Regions from separate parts of the Homo sapiens genome. Here region 1 is linked to region 2. A link is an interaction called in ENCODE POLR2A ChIA-PET data of the cell type or tissue named here. Cell type or tissue: MCF 10A. All regions are shown on one strand. Each heading gives the region's core, and the rest is flanking DNA. Links, peaks and the distances in the headings are about the cores only.

Evidence for each region. ChIA-PET counts read pairs that join two places held together with the same protein. Peaks named below come from ENCODE experiments on the same cell type or tissue, not always from the same donor. Only the 100,000 strongest peaks of a DNase experiment are listed, where the experiment ranks them.
Region 1: POLR2A ChIA-PET joins it to region 2 with 5 read pairs; 2 of 35 experiments call an interaction of 5 or more read pairs at or near these places.

The regions. Positions count from the first base shown.
Region 1 is chr2:54,466,594-54,474,930 of GRCh38, forward strand. The region is part of intron 1 of SPTBN1 (spectrin beta, non-erythrocytic 1); the gene reads left to right. Among named protein-coding and RNA genes, the nearest start is that of SPTBN1, 14 kb to the left of the region's middle. In MCF 10A, for the core only: no CTCF peak of the experiment used is centred there; a DNase peak (open chromatin) is centred at 5,038.
Region 2 is chr2:54,610,526-54,618,862 of GRCh38, forward strand. It overlaps SPTBN1 (spectrin beta, non-erythrocytic 1), which reads left to right. Exons shown (of 36, transcript NM_003128.3): 4 at 1,636-1,809; 5 at 5,682-5,773; 6 at 7,083-7,163; 7 at 7,553-7,668. Among named protein-coding and RNA genes, the nearest start is that of SPTBN1-AS1, 56 kb to the left of the region's middle. In MCF 10A, for the core only: no CTCF peak of the experiment used is centred there; a DNase peak (open chromatin) is centred at 3,546.

The DNA.
Region 1 (8,337 bases), core at 203-8,202, 140 kb before region 2:
AAAAAAAAAAAAAAGTATGTTTATTCTTAGAAAGTTCATGAGCCTATTAACATTGGTTATCTTGGGTAATGGAATTGCAGAAGATTTCATCTCTGTATATTTTTTTCTCCATATTTTTTAAGTTTTAGGAAATAACAAATTCTTGTTCTTTATCAAAAATATCCTAACACTTCTGACCAAACCTCATTTTAGCTGGATACAAACTAATCAAATAATTTACCAGCTAAATATACTTTCTGCTGTTCAATTTTTTTCTACCAAACTTACGGAAAAGCAGTATTAATAATGAAGATATAAAGAACACTGAAATTTTTGAAAGATCTTTTCATTCCTTGTTTAAATGTTCATTTTTGTTACAGCCTTGGCAGTTCATTACTTATGCAGAGTGTGGGAAAAGCTCTAAGAACTGGCCGAGAGAGCGCCTGACAGAAACATTGTCCAGGAGGAATCAGCCACTAATGGCCACTGCCTTTGGCTCTCGGTGAAGTTTCGTTTCCCTACAGTACTCTTGGGTGGCTGTTTCAGGGATACATTTTGTTCTAGTGTGTTTGCCTCAAGGCCAAATATAAATGTTGAAGGGCTGTACATTTTTCTGGAATGTTCTTCACCAGCTGTAAAGTCTTGGGCTGGGATAGGGATAGGGGATTTTTTTGGGGGTGGGGGGGCTTTTTTCTCTTTATCTTATTTACTTGAATGGGAAGGAAAACTTAGATTCTTCCTTAAAACAATGTTATTTATTTTGATCTGTGATGTTTAAACATTTTCCACGGCATTTTGAAACCTGTAAACATAGGAGTACTTTGTTGTTGCTGTTGTTGGAGACAAAGTCTTGCTCTTATCCCCCAGGCTGGAGTGCGATGGCGCGATCTCGGCTCACTGCAACCTCCGCCTCCCAGGTTCAAGCGATTCTCCTGCCTCAGCCTCCCGAGTAGCTGGCGCCTGCCACCATGCCCAGCTAATTTTTGTATTTTTAGTAGAGACGGGTTTCACCATGTTGGCCAGACTGGTCTCGAACTCCTGACCTCAAGTGATCCACCCTCCTTGGCCTCCCAAAATTCTGGGATTACAGGCGTGAGCCACCGCGCCTGGCCAGGAGTGTTTTTATAGTGATTACAATAGTTTTAAAAATTAAAATAGTCTTTGTATTTTTACCACCTTAGAATCCCTGATTTTTTTTTTTAAATTTCTGCTAATACACATAGTATATGTGGTTTTTTGAATGGCTTATGAAGACTATATACCATCATAAAGGCATAAGTTAGTATAAAATCATCATAACAAAATACAAAAGTATTTTTAAGATATCTTTTTATTACTGAAATAATAGATGTTTTAGATCATATGGAAACTAAAGATGAATACAAAGAAGAAAATTAAAATCACTAGATACTATGTGACCCCGGAAACATACAGTTAATATTTTAGTGTTTCTCGGCCAGGTGCGGTGGCTCACGCCTCTAATGCCAGCACTTTGGGAGGCCGAGGCGGGCAGATCATGAGGTCAGGAGTTTGAGACGAGCCTGGCCAACATAGTGAAACTTTGTCTCTACTAAAAATGCAAAAATTGGCTGGGTGTGGTGGTGGGCTTCTCTAGTCCCAGCTACTTGGGAGGCTGAGGCAGGAGAATCACTTGAACCCAGGAGGTGGAGGTTGCAGTGAGCTGAGACCGCACCATTGCGCTCCAGCCTGGGTGACAGAGTGAGACTCAGTCTCAAAAAAAATAAAATAAAAAAATAAAAAATAAAAAAATAAAAAAATATGTGTGTATATATATTTATTTATTTATTTTAGTGTTTCTCTTTTAAGCCTTTTTTTTCTGTGCATGTTTCTTCATCTCACACATACATATTAAGGGCCAATCCTCCAATCTTAAACTGAAGATGTAGAGTTTTGACAGTCTCTATAATGACATGATGATGTTCAGCACTCTTGCAGCTTATGCATGTTGCATGGCAAAACATAAAATCTAATGACTGGTCTATAGTTAAAGCTGTAGCATGAACACTATCTGTTGCCCTGAGCTGTTTTAGGGGTGGGATGTTAAAGAAAAATGGAAAGGAAGAAAGAATTCAAAAATTTGTTTATTATAGCTGTTTCTCTTTTATGAATAATGTCTTTTTACAATGGAAAAATACCAGAAATTAAATTCTCATTAGATAATGTGCTTTCTGTTTTGTTCTGAAGGGAATTCCCATCACAGTTGCATTAATTCCCCTGAGAGACATCTCCATATGCTTCGGACAACATCTGATTTTACTTTTGTGTTCTGATTTCAGAGTCTTTGAAATACCTATCCCATAATGTGTCGCAGTGGAATGGATGTGGTTATTATAATCTTGGTTTTAAGTGTAATAAATTTTACTGGGCTGGGTTTGGTTGTAACTGATGAAAGCATATACTAGAGCTCAGCTTTCTTGGGGTCTTTGTATTAGCTGGATTCTTTACAATTCTATCTTGGGATTTAGGATCTGTTTCAAGAAGAAAAAGCGTTATTTCTATTTGATTATGCAAGCCAGTTCTTTAAGCCTTTAGGACATCAGATGGATGGAGGTGACTTGCTGGCCTTTGTTGCCTTTAACTCTAGTATTCGGCTTCTTTCTGAGGAAGGTGCCAAAACGGCTTCCGTATCTGCTGAAGGAAAAGAGGGAGTGGGAAGAGGGGAGAAATATTTCATTGGAAGATAAAAAAAGCTCTTTCCAGCAATTTCCTTTAGAAACTTGGGGGTTGCTGTTAGTCTCATTTGGGTAATGGGCCCCAAGGAAAAGTGACAAATGGCCTTCTTCTGGGGTTTAAACACTAAAGGTCAGTGTTGGCCCTTTTCACAGTTAAGAGGGAAAAATCTGAGCTGGGCTGGGTGGACTTTCTCCAACTAAGGGATTCTTCTGAAACTCCTAACCTGATGGGAATCATTTTGTTTGCAGGTGGCCAAAGCCCATCAAGGGAAATGCTTGATGGTTACTGTGCCTGAGCTGCCTGAAGCCTGGTGTAGGAGTCTCAACTTGATCTTGAGGCAGCTGCAAATGTTAGGTCTTGACACTTGGGATGGCAACAAGACCAGGCAGTGCCCAGAGTGGTCCCAGCGGCCTAGGTTAGAGGAGGGTAGGGGGCTGGAATGTGGCCTTAGCCAGTCCTCTGAGCAGATGAGAATACCTGTCACTATTTCAGGAGATGAGTTGTGGTCAGAGATATCAGTCAGGTGACTTCTCTGAGAGGGGCCTGGTCCTTCTCACAGCAAGATTGACAAGTCTGTGCTGCCAGTTGTCCCTAAATACCCAATTTATCTCCTGGGGTGGAGTTGGGGAAGTGCCTCTAGCCTGGAGCAAAGAGATCTGCCTGCCATTTCGGAAGGAAAGAAACCAGCACACATCCTGTCTTTCATTCTCTGTTTCAAAGGTAGGTTTTTGTCTGTTTGCTTGTTTTTAAATCAACACCCAGGGCTAAAGGAAATCCCGAGTTTCCCTGATAATCAGGATGATTTCTTATTTTGAAAGGCCTATTTTGCCTTCGAAGTGTGTGTTTCTGACATAGGTTTCATCCTAGTTCTAGAAATCTTGCTTAATTCATAAAAGGTAAAAGTTTAATTAGAGAGAAGGCTGATGTATCGTCTTGTTTCAAAGGGAGACTATTCTTGTCTGTCATTTGAATTTTTTATATATATTTTTTCCGGCTGTGAAGAAATATTTTATTGGTACATGTGTACATGCATTTTTTATTCTTAATTATAGTATGTATTTTCACTGGACTACACTCTTGTTAAAGGAAACTTTGTTCACGTGAAATAAACCTATCTTTAGTGAGTCATACTTGAGAACTGCTTCTCAGTCTCCTCAACTTTTAAAGTCAGTGGTATTTCATGTAAAGAGTGTATCGGTAGCTGGCCTATCTCTGGAATGTTGTGCAGCTGTGCAGAGCGTGAGTCTCAAATGTGCTAATTAAATATGTTTTTTAGCAAGAATGGAATGTAGCAGCATTTGAATGGCTTCAAAAAACATTCCATTTTGTTTCTGAAGAGGGCTTTTTTCGTTTTTGCCAAATATTAAAAATTAGAGAGTACACTGACTTTTAGAGGATGTATTGCTATGTTAAATTGTTCTGTTCACCAGAACAGGGTGGCATGTGCCTGTAATCCTAGCTACTTGAGAGGCTGACGTGGGAGGATCTCTTGAGCCCAGGGCTTCAAGACTAGCCTGGGCAGAGTAGAAAGAACCTGTCTCAAACCCCACACTGTTCTTTTCGCAGAGTTAATGGGGCTCATTAAATACTGAGATTATCCTTTAGAACAATCTTGTCCAACCTACAGCCTTTGAATGTGGCCCAGCACAAATTTGTAAACTTTCTTAAAACATTATGAGATATTTTTTGTGATATTTATAGCTCATTAGCTATCATTAGTGTTTTACTTTATGTATAGCCCAAGACACTTCTTCTTCCAGTGTGGCCCAGGGAAGCCAAAAGATTAGACACCCCTGCTTTAGAATGTACTCAATTAATAATCTTCAAAATGTAGGGATTAGGTGGGGTGGCTCATGCCTGTAATCCCAGCACTTTTGGAGGCCAAGGTGGGAAAATTGCTTGAGCCTAGGAGTTTGAGACCAGCTTGGGCGACATGGTGAGACCTGGTCTCTACGAAAACAAACAAAAAGAACAGAATGTAGGCAGTGGTGGCATGAGTAAGGTTCTAAGGTTTACCATCTTTAGTTGATCTTGCTCATTTCCCTTGGTATCAGTTCTCCTTCCTTACTTGGTGAGTGCTTAACCTTTCTTTGGGCAGTAAGGCATGACATTTCTCCCCAGGTTGAGCAGTTTTCTGATACATATTTTTTGGCTGAGTGTGACTTGTATCTTTTTGGACTAAGCTCCATTCACTCAGATGGTGGTCTGATTTTTTTTTTTTTTTCAGTCAGGCATTGTGCAAAGTGACCTGATGGGAATAAATGGCAGGTTGGTTGTGTAATGCAGCAACATCTTACTTGGTTGTCTTTAGAGATAAGTGGGACGTGATTCCAGCAAGGCTGTGCATCAAATGTTGGAATGTGTTGGAGAACTGCCAAGAGGTTGGGAGCAAGCTGTGTGACAAGCACTAATGCAGCCTTGGCCTGCCTTAAAATAGCTGCAGGTTAACAAATATCTTGAAACTTGGCATTTCTTTTGAGCAAAATTGCTCCTCTGAATGTGTTACCAAGAGGTGCTTTCCTCTTTTTTATCGATTTTTTTTTTTTTTTTTTTGCTGTTCCAACTGTCTTAAAACATCTTATGAGCATATGAAGAAGATATAATTCTCTGTAACATCTTATGTTGAATGATTTTACTGGACTAATTATTAGCACATTATCTGAAACTTCACTTGTAGTTCTTCTGCTCTGCTCACCCAACTCACTGAAAAATATATAGTCTTTGTAGTTTGAATAAAAACTGGGGCCCTGAAGATGTTTTTTTTTTTTTTTTTTTTTTTGAGACTGAGTCTCGCTCTGTCGCCCAGGCCAGAGTGCAGTGGCGCGATCTTGGCTCACTGCAAGCTCCGCCTCCTGGGTTCACACCATTCTCCTGCCTCAGCCTCCTGAGTAGCTGGGACTACAGGCACCCACCACCACGCCCAGCTAATTTTTTGTATTTTTAGTAGAGACAGGGTTTCACCATGTTAGCCAGGATGGTCTCGATCTCTTGACCTCATAATCCGCCCGCCTGGACCTACCAAAGTGCTGGGATTACAGGCATGAGCCACTGCGCCCAGCCTGAAGATTTTTTTTAAAAGTCCTATATTTTATATGTTTGATAGGCTTTTGGAAAGGAATTATTGATGTTTGAACACTAACACATTAGAGAGGCAGAGTCAGAGGCATTGGTTACTTTGCTGTGGAATCTTGTCTTAGCTGATTCACTTTTAGACTTCTTAGTAAGCTCATTGGTAGTTTGTCTGCAGTACTTAGTTCTTGTTTGTAATTAATTCACTGTCTAACTGTAGTCTCTCAATTTTTTTCAATAGAAAGGCTTGTTTTTTAAGTCAGAGTGGTAAAAACAGGGGGGGTTGGGAGTGGTCTTTGAAATGGGTCCTGTACAGACTTGAGCCTGATGGTGATGTGATCAAGGTTGCAGGGGGTGTGGGTACCTGGGTGGGGCTGGGGCTGCCTGTGGGACTAATCTAAACAGCCAGTTAGTTTGGGTGCTCTGAATATGACATTTTTAAAAATGCAGTATTTGGGTTAATGATTGGAAGTAAACTAAGAATTTCCAGGATTTATATGTTAAATAGCAGATGAAAACAGTGAGTTACATGTTAAATAGTAGATGGAAACAGTGAGTTAACTTTATTTTGAGAGGCTTAAATACAAACCAAGTTTCTATACTAAAGGATTTCCTAAAAGATGATATTAACAGATATGTTAATTATCCCATAACTTAAAGTCCTTTAGACGTTTAGATTGAGACTAATTGTGATAATTTCATAGCTCTGTAGCGTATCCTGAAAATGGCTTTGTTTCTTTTGTTTCACTGTCTTCATATGTGTAAGTCTTGAATTTTGCTTTGTCACTTTCCGTATTTTACATGTATTTTAGAGGTCCTCTCCTTGTATAGAAACATTATTTCTGGTTTTATGTAAGTGCCTTATACAGAGATTTATAATTTGTAATTACTGTACTTTTTGGTCAATAGAATTGAGGTTATTTGGGGTATGTTTTTAGAATATGTTAAAAACCATATTTTGTGTTTTTATAACATAGAAAAATATTTCTTGGAAAATGCGTGTGTGGGCAGCTTCTTTTAGATGTATTGATCTTTTCACTTTCAGATGGCAAATGAATTCTATATGGCATTGTTGCCATGTTGGAAAATTTCTTTATTGAGCCTATGACTTCTAAAGTATCAAAATTCTGTTTTTGCTTTTCCCTTTTATTGGACATCTCCAGTTTTGTTTTTTTTTTAAGCACACACGCACACACATACACACACATCCTTGGATAACTGAACTGGTAAATTGTATTGAGGAGAGGTGAACTACAGGCCACCATTTCCTTTTTACTTAGCATACCATTATCTGGTCCCCTCATGTGAAAATATATTTTGGATAGTTTTCACCTCCCACCATCTATTAATTTAGAGTGTGCATTCCTTTAACCTTGCAGGAGAATTCAGTCATTCATTATACGATAAGCAGGCAAAAAGTTAAATACTCAAATGTTCCTTTTCTGGATTATTGTCTGAATTAGAAAAACATTCATTTTAAATTTTACACATGTATATGGGATGTTCTGTCTCCTCGTCTGTATGCCTTGTACTGGCACAAGCTTATAGGACTAGGAACAAATAAGCTTAGCATTTAAAATATTCCAGACATAAAAAATCTATGGAATTTGCTTATATCTACTGGGGGATGCAGTCAGACAGACCCAGGGTTTTAACTGGCTCCTTCTGCAGTGTGAAGGCAGACGGAAACATTGGAGTCTGCTGCAGATGGCAGCAGGGTGGACAGGTGAGGCCCACATGGAAGTTCATACCACTGGTAGGTGGAGTAATGAGTTGGTGTATGAAATGCTAGCCATTTTAGATGTTTCTACAGCTGTTGTTGGCTAGCTGAAAATAAATTGAACTTGTTGAACTGGTAAAAGTTTTGCTGTCTGAATAGGCTTAGATAAAATAGTGCTTCAGATGCCTATAAAGATGTCTATTGTAACATTACTATGATTTTTTTAAGTGGTGATAACCTAAAAGTCCATCATTGGTAAGTTACAGGGTGGACTATATATTCTGGAGGCAATACAGTGTGTAGTTAAAAGTGCTGACCGTGGAGCTGTGGTGCCTGGGTCTAAAACCTGATTTCACCATGGGCCCACTTTGTGACCCTGAGCAAGTCATTAACCCTTCTCGGTCTCAGTTTCCTCATCAGTAAGATCAGGATAATCATAGTACAGACCATATAGGGTTGGTTGGATTAAATAAGTTATAGGTAAAGCAGTTAGACTAGTGCCTGGAAATATGTAAGTATTATTTACTATATTAATAAAAACTTTAATATTATTATGGAATACCTTCTAATAACATGGGAAGGTTTTTAACATAGGGAGAAAAAGCAGAACACAAGATTATATAAATGGAATTACCGTAACTATGTAGAAAAATATACAAAAGGGATAAGGAAATACTACAAATATTAAGGTTTTTGGGGGAGGGGAGAATGGATGAGATTCCTTGTGATTTTTGCTTTTGTCTCAGAGCTGTTTTGTATTTTCTGCTGTTCTACAGTAAGCATATGTTACTTCTATAATTTGAAAAAGTAAACTTTGTTTTCAAAAGTGGATGTAGGCTGGGCGCAGTGGCTCATGCCTGTAATCCCAGCACTTT
Region 2 (8,337 bases), core at 20-8,019:
AAGTGCTGGGATTACAGGCATGAGCTGCTGCACCCAGCCAAACGCTGCATTTTCAATATGAGATAAAAAGATATTTCACAAAAAAGTGCAAGGTCTTTGCATCTGCTGGTGTAGCTTCAGGGATGGCTTCACAAATTTCCTTTTCTTTTTTTAGTCTTCAAATGGTGGGCCACCACAACTGTAGACCTCAATCTACAATACATAGCAAGCAGTTCATCCTTTTCTTGTAATGTCATGACTTCTCTCTGCTTCTTGGGAGTACTTCCAGCATCACTAGTGGCACTTTGGGTCTCATGATATTAGTCAAGGTTTACAGTATTGCACTAGACACTGTGAAAAATACACAAGAACTGTGAGAGATGGCTTTTTACTGTGATACCCAATTTACTAGAGAGACCACGTGGAGATGATTAGCATCATAGGCATTTTAAGTAGGCACTCAACAATACTTGAGCTCATCACAGTAGGAGTTAGAGATGGCTCTGAAATTACTATAGTAGTACAGTACATACCAAGATTTAATACTGCTCAAATGGTGCCATTACAATCTGTGTTTGTGTGTATGAGTTTTGATAATTTTTAATTTTATGACAGATTTGTATATATTTTGCGGTAGTAAATTATAAAATAGACTAACATCTATATATATTTTATGCATTCATGACATACCTTTTTCTTAATTTTTCTGGTATTTCTAGGCTAGGCCATTCATCTGAATCTTTTCAAATTGTCACCAATCTCTAAAAAGTTTTCCAGTTTATTTATTGAAAAATATCCATGTATAAGTGCATTTGAATAGTTCAGGCCCAACTAAAGGTCAACTGTGTATATTTACTATATTTTTATAGTAGATGTGTGTGTGCTTTTACAGGAGACGTATATATACTTCTATAATAGTATATTTTATAGTAGATGTATATATACACATATGCATTATCTACTCTCTCTCTATATATATATTTTTTGTTTGTTTGTTTTATTTAAAATGTTCACCTTCCAAGGGCCTCTTTTACGTTTTGATAAAACTGGGTAGAGGGAAGAAACATTTGGGGTATTTAAATTGCACTACACTCATTTTTTTCCCTTTTCCCCTTCTTTTCAGTAAGTTATACTTCTTTACTTAACCTTCACCCCATCCCTCCACACACAACCACCACTTGGAAATTCTTCTGATTTGATGGTTGTGTTCCCTGTTTTCATTTTGAGCCAAGCTTAAGGGTTGCCAGCAGGTGGCAAACCTAATTTTACATTCCAAGTAATCAGAAAATCCTCACAGGTGTTTTGTCATGCACCTGCAAAAAAAAAAAATTGTATGGATGGCAGCAGTAGCGCTGAAATTCTCCATGAAAATTGGATTCTCTCTTCCCTGAACTTAAACAAATGCTCATTTGTAAACTATATAGCTCCACAACTATTCTCTAAAGAGGAATCAGTTATCATCCCCTTAAGTAAACTTTTTTTCTGTGGCCGTTAGGTAAATACCGTCCTTGGACTTAATGAGTACATGTGTTTGTTAATGTTCTGCTCTGAGCGGGAGAGCATTGCATGAATGGGCACATGTGACTAGGCAGTAACTCGGGGTTCATCTCTACTCTGTTGGGTGATGTGTCTCTACCTCTGCTCTCCTGTTTCTAGCCTAAACCCACCAAGGGACGAATGCGCATCCACTGCTTAGAGAATGTGGACAAGGCCCTTCAGTTCCTGAAGGAGCAGAGAGTCCATCTTGAGAACATGGGGTCCCATGACATCGTGGATGGAAACCACCGGCTGACCCTTGGCCTCATCTGGACCATCATCCTGCGCTTCCAGGTAAGGGTCTCTGCCCAGGGTTGCTCAGAACTTAGGCCGACCTCTCAGGTATGAGCATTGTTATAGAGCTGGCCTCCCTGTATCAGAGGGATCGGGAAGACCAGGTTGAAAGCATGTCTCAGAGTCATGTGTGTCATATCCAGCCCTCAGAATTGAATGCTGCCTCGTAGGCACGTGGAAGCTACTACATCCTCCTGCAATTGTACTAGCCCTGGTAATCTTAGCTTTCCTGTCAGACACATCTCAGCGGCCCAGGGGCTTCTAGGCTGCATCCCAGCCCGCCACTTTGCTGGCACCTGCTCTAAACATCTGGTCTCTGCTGCTTGGCTCTCAGGAGCAAAGGTATAAGGACGTGGCCAATGCTAGGTTATTAGCTTAGACTGCCTCAACTTCACTCAACTATGACATGTGTTACAGAACATTTTTTGGCAAAGCTGTTGAGGGTTATGGCATGTGTGTGGGCTCCATTTTCACCTTCTCATTCTCTTTGGATGTGAGGAAGCAGTTTGCAGGAGGAAAGTACAAAACTCTTGTGTTTCTTTGAATTGATGATGCTTTATGGGTTTTGTTATACTTGAGGAGGAAGGCTCTAAGTATAGAAGTATTTTAAGCCGGAAGGTACTCTCAAGGTCATTTTGTCCACTTCTTTCACTTTATGAAGAAATCGGGGACCCACAGAAATTTGAAACCTTGCCTCTGATGACACAGCCAGCCAGGGCTATAGTGGGTGCCTCTGACCCCTTAAGAGAGAGCGCTCAGCCTTTTGGGACTGTGCACCACCACGAGCCTGATTATTGGTTCTTTCTCCAGGCTCATGCTTCGTACTCATGCGTTCCAATTAAAATTGGAAAGGCAGGAACAACTTTGTACCATAGTGTCAGGTTTCTCTGCGAACAAATATTCTAACAGTCCTGTCTCCTCAGTGACTGTGTTCTCTTGCCATTCCTTCCTGTTCTGCCCCTTTAATAAAGATCTGTTTTGATTTTTCTGGGTAAACAAAAACCTCACACAAAAAGGAAAAACGAAAAATCAAATTATAACTTGCTTTGTTTTCTTATTGAAACTCTGAAATCAGCCTGTCAACAGTCCCTTTTCCTTCTCACTTGCCCTACGATTGGGCTTCAGTTAGTGTCGTGATTATATATGTGGGAAGAAGGGGTAGGGGACTAGAATGAGTTACAGGAAGAAATATCTTCCTGCCTGGCTGGTTCCCAAGCTGGCTGATCATCTGATGCCTTTGGGAAACCCTTTTAATAATTCAGGTTCCCAGGGCCCAGCCCTAGTAGTTCTGATTAAGTAGGTCTGAAGAGAGAACCACTGTTGAAGATGGTACAACATCATTAAAGGAGTTAATTACAGCAATCAAGGACATTTTTCCCCAGATAGAACTCTTACATTTCTGTTATTTAGTTCCTGAATGATTTGAAAATGGAGTAGCCATTGAATCCACTAATTACTGCTCTTGTGTCTTATGGCAACAGAGGTGAAATTATTAGCAGTACACTCCTCTAGCTTCACCCCAGTTTTATGGAGTAAAATGTTGTATTTCTGTTAGCTTTGGCCTGCAATAATCAGAGCGTGGAAGGCCATCCTGACTGTGGGCTATCTTGACAGCGGGTCAGCACCCAGGTCAGGGAGCTGGCACACACAGCCCTTTTCAGGATTCTCAGCGTGAATTGCTTTGAGTCATTGACTAATTCGCTTCCTGCCAGTTTGCATATTCCTATAATTCAACTTGTAAATGCTGATGTGTATTTTCTCCCTTTCTGTTGAGGTGAGAGGCATAGGCTGCTGATGTTACCGCGTGGCCTGCAGTGTTGTTGTCTTAAATGACTCAGCTTTCTCCAGCAGCTTTATTAAAACATTACCTATTCTACAAAAATAATATGATTATGAATCAGCCAAGGCCCAGCTGTAGATATCCAGCATATCTATAAGGATACTCCACATATCCTTGTAGATACATAGGGTCAAGCTTCCCTGTGTACCTACAACGGTCTCTCCTTCCACCAGCTCCTGAATATACGGTTTTACAAGTTCCCAGTGTGTGTGTATGTGTGTGTGTGCGTGCGTGTGCTCTCATTGCTACCAGGATATGGCCTACCCTATATGTGCATAGAAGTGTCCATTAAATACTGATGATGACACAGATTTTATGATGCTGCCCCTTTAAAAGAGAGTATAAGGGCCAGGTGCGGTGGCTCATGCCTGTAATCCCAGCACTTTGGGAGGCCAAGGTGGGTGGATCACTTCAGATCAGGAGTTCGGGACCAACCTGGCCAACATGACGATACCCTGCCTCTACTAAAAATACAAAAATTAGCCAGGTGTGGTGGCAGACACCTATGATCCCAGTTACTTGAGAAGCTGAGGCAGGAGAATCGCTTGAATATGGGAGGCGGAGATTGCAGTGAGCCGAGATCACACCACCGCACTCCAGCCTGGGCGACAGAGACTGTCTCAAAAAAAAAAAAAAGTAAAAGATGGTGAGAAACTGGAGTGGAAGTCTCTAAGTTTGCCTAGTTTAAATAGGGAGCTGTCTTCATTTCAGAAGGGTAGGCTTTGTTTCCATATGGGCAAATCTGGAAACAGATACCCTTCACACAGAAGTATAAGAAAGCCAATGGGTTAATGTGTGTAAAGTTGCAGCCTGACTTTCCTGGTGAGCCTGTCTCTCACCCCTTGAGTGAGGGTTGTTCTTCCACATTCCCTTTCTGCACTTGAGCTAATGATCCTAATATTAGAGACTGGGGTTTATACAGACTCAGGCTTCACCTTCTTAACACAATTAAAAATAGAGAATTTTTTTTTAATGTAGTTGTTTCAATTCCCAGGTGTTTTTCCTAGTTGAAAGTTTCTAACTTTTTAATCCTGTATTTATATATTTTGTCTTCATTTTCTCTGTTTTTCAAAAAGAATTCTGGGAAGTGTTTGTAGATTGAATGGAGTGAAGGTAGTGGGGAGCATGACAGAGCAGCGAAGCTTAAAATGGCTACAGCTGGAGGCAATGGATGGACTCCTGGCCAGCACCATCCACTCCTGACTCCATTCCACATTTTACTCTACAAGAGGAAACTTTCATATAATAGACAAAAGTGTATTTGGAGCATTTGTCTAAAATTACGTAGCTGGCAGTTGGCGCCTAATCTAAAAACTAACATTCACAGACCCTTATTACGAGCTCTGCACTTTATTATATCATTTAAGTGCATAACAGTGCTGTGAGATTAGCCACTGTCATTATTTCCATTCCTCAGATGGGGAAGCTGGGGAACCTGCCCAAGGGTACATGGTAGGTGATGGAGCCTGGATTCACATCCAGGCAGTCTGACTTTGGTGCCAGCCGACCAGGCTTTGTGTATAATGTTGCAAATATGCTGCCTCTGAGCGGCTTATGAAGGCACACCATGGAAGCACAGCGTTTAAGCCCACACTTGCTCTAATAGTTTGGAAATGGTGCACACAGTGCCCTCATCAATGAAGGTTGCACGTGGTGTGAAAAATGTTTACTTACAAAAAAACCGAACTCAGTATTTTTCTGGGGGTCTGGTGAGATTCCAGATGCACTGTATGAACCCCTGTGCTAGATTCTCACTGGAAAGATGGGTTGTCTCAGGGGTAAAAATGACCTCTGATAGGTGCTGGGAAGTCCCGTCAGCCTTCTGTCTGTGTGACATAGAAAATGTAGTTTTCGTTGTGTTTCTGAAGTGAGCCCAGACTTCAGGAAGCAGTTTTCATTGACAGGGTAGATCGTCTGCAGGGCAAGGCTATGATCTACAGTTTATTCTTTATGTATATGCAGACCTGTTCTTCAGTGGTTCTTTTAGGCAGCTGACCCATCTATTTGTCTAATATTTCTTTGTAAATCTTAGATCCAGGATATCAGTGTGGAAACTGAAGACAACAAAGAGAAGAAATCTGCCAAGGATGCATTGCTGTTGTGGTGCCAGATGAAGACAGCTGGGTGAGTGTGAATGAAGAGGGTATTGGGGCTGCTTCTTCCAGGACTGAATTCCACTGCAGTCATCACTTAGAAGGTGTTGACAGGTATCTTTTCCACTGCTTCCATTGGGAAGTCTTGTTAACTCGCAAGCAGTTGATATGACTTTTCAATTAGCTCTCAGAATGAAAGGAGCTCTAATTTATATTTTAGACCTGTCATGTCTTCATAATCAGTTTCCTTCTCTTTATTAAGGAAGCTCCAGAGAGCATTATATTTTGAATTTGAAAACCCTGGAAGCATGCTTAGGAATCATATCCATGATATTTTAAGAATACAGTTGTAGGTTTTCTTCACCCTTTAATTTCTGTTTTGGGGAGCTTTCTTTGCACAGTAAACAACAGCATAACCTTTTAATATTATCTGTGTCAGTTTCCCTTTTATTTTTTCATTGAAATTTCAGTGAAGTTGTTTTTAGAGAACCACATCTTTTTTGTTGCTTACTATTGTTAGGACTCAACTGATGCTAAGCCTTCGAGTTCTTAGCAAATTGGTTTAAGGTCATAGGTACTTACTGAGACCCAATTTTAGGTTAATTAGATTTACTGTCAGAACTACTTTAGGTGTAGATGTAACTCTAATGAACATTAATTCAGAATATGAAAATCAGAACTCCATCCATTCTGAGAGCTAGCTGAAAAGTCATCATGTCTATAAAGAGCTTATGGCCTAATAAAAGGGTCAAGTCAGGTATGAACCTTTAATCAGCTACTGATATAAAGTTATTAATAGTCAATATGGTATAGAATAGCTGATTCATTATGGGTAAGTTTCACACATAAATTTTTCAGGGAGGTACTACTTTTACAAACTTCATCCAATTAAGTGGCGTATGGAAGAAAGAAAGCTGAGTGTCACTTGAACAGATAGTCCCACCACTTCTTGTCCCAAAGTAACGTGTGACAAGGGACTGCAGGTCCTGGTGTCTTTGTAGGTAGAGTAGAAAGCCAATGGAAGCAGAGGCCTCAGAGGTGTCTAGGTTGTCGTCACTTTTTCCTAAGTAAGAGTAGTGTTTTAAATCTACGACACAGTTCACATCTTTTGTGAGACTGAATTACCAAGCAAGAAAAGCCACATGGATGCATGTTTTATTTTTATTTTATGGCAGGCTCGAGTTGACGGATTATTTGTTCTGACTTGATTGTCCTTAGTGATATTCACTGCTTTAGGTTTTACAATGCTTACAGACTTTTTATTAACAAAGCACTTGGCAAAAGTATAAACCTCCATGTGGTAATTGTGTTGCTTTTCCCTTCTGCTTTGTCCTTGGCAGGTACCCCAATGTCAACATTCACAATTTCACCACTAGCTGGAGGGACGGCATGGCCTTCAATGCACTGATACACAAACACCGGTAAGTCCATACAAATCATCCTAGCAATCGTGGGGTAAAAGGTTGCTGTCCTTCCATAGCAGATTTGGGTGACTTTTCCATATCCGTTGGCTTAACTGTCTCACCGTGGTGGAAATTTCTGCATTCCATGTGAGGAAAATATGGGAGAATATATAAATTCTTCCAAACAGAATAAACAGGTTCTCCCTTAATCTTTTTTTTCTTAATTAACTTTGAAGTGTTTATTCAAAAATCAGGTTTCATTGTTTGATGATTCCATGATAGTATATTTTAGAGTTTTACTCCACTAATTGGTGATTTTAACCTTTTTGGAGTAACAGTCATGTTTCATTAGTCATATTTCTTTTCAAGCCATGATTTTTGTTGTGTCCCACTGTTGTTCTGCACAGGCCTGACCTGATAGATTTTGACAAACTAAAGAAATCTAACGCACACTACAACCTGCAGAATGCATTTAATCTGGCAGAACAGCACCTCGGCCTCACTAAACTGTTGGACCCCGAAGGTAGGGACTCAAGGGATTACAGGTGGGATTTTTAGCATCTGTACCATCCAGGTGTTAATGTAAAATCTGTTTTGTGTCAGTCTGTTTCATTTGGGAGTTATCAAAGGAAGAGCTTAATTTTGGTTATGGGAATTTTTTGAGGATTTATGGAAAGGATGACACTCAAAAAGGCCTTGAAAGATGAATACGATTTAAACAGAGTCTGAAGGAGAGCGTGTGCGGGCAGAGCTACTAGCATGTGCAAAGGTGCAGAACCAGGAAAGAAGAAGGTATGCTTGAGGGCTAACAATTCAATGGGAATGGTGTTTAGGGTAATAGCAGGGAATACCACTATTCCCTTCTGTTAGTGGATGGGATCCCCATAGGGGCAACAGGCAACAGGGAGTCATTGAAGGTTCTTAGCAGCTGTGCTCGAAGTAGAAAAGTAGAAAACCTGGCATAGGCTGTTAATGAATACTTGTTGGCTGACATTTATCTGAAGGTGGCAAGCAGGTTGGATGGGGATGGGTGGAGATTGCAGGCAGGGGCCTTGTTAGGAGGCTGTGCTTTGCTTATGAGCAAGTAAGAGTTTAAATGAGGAAGGCACCTTTGGGAAAGGGGAGTGTAGGGGTGGAAGGAGCAGCAGTCATAGTCCTTTCTTACAGCTGCATCCCATTATCTGCACGGAAC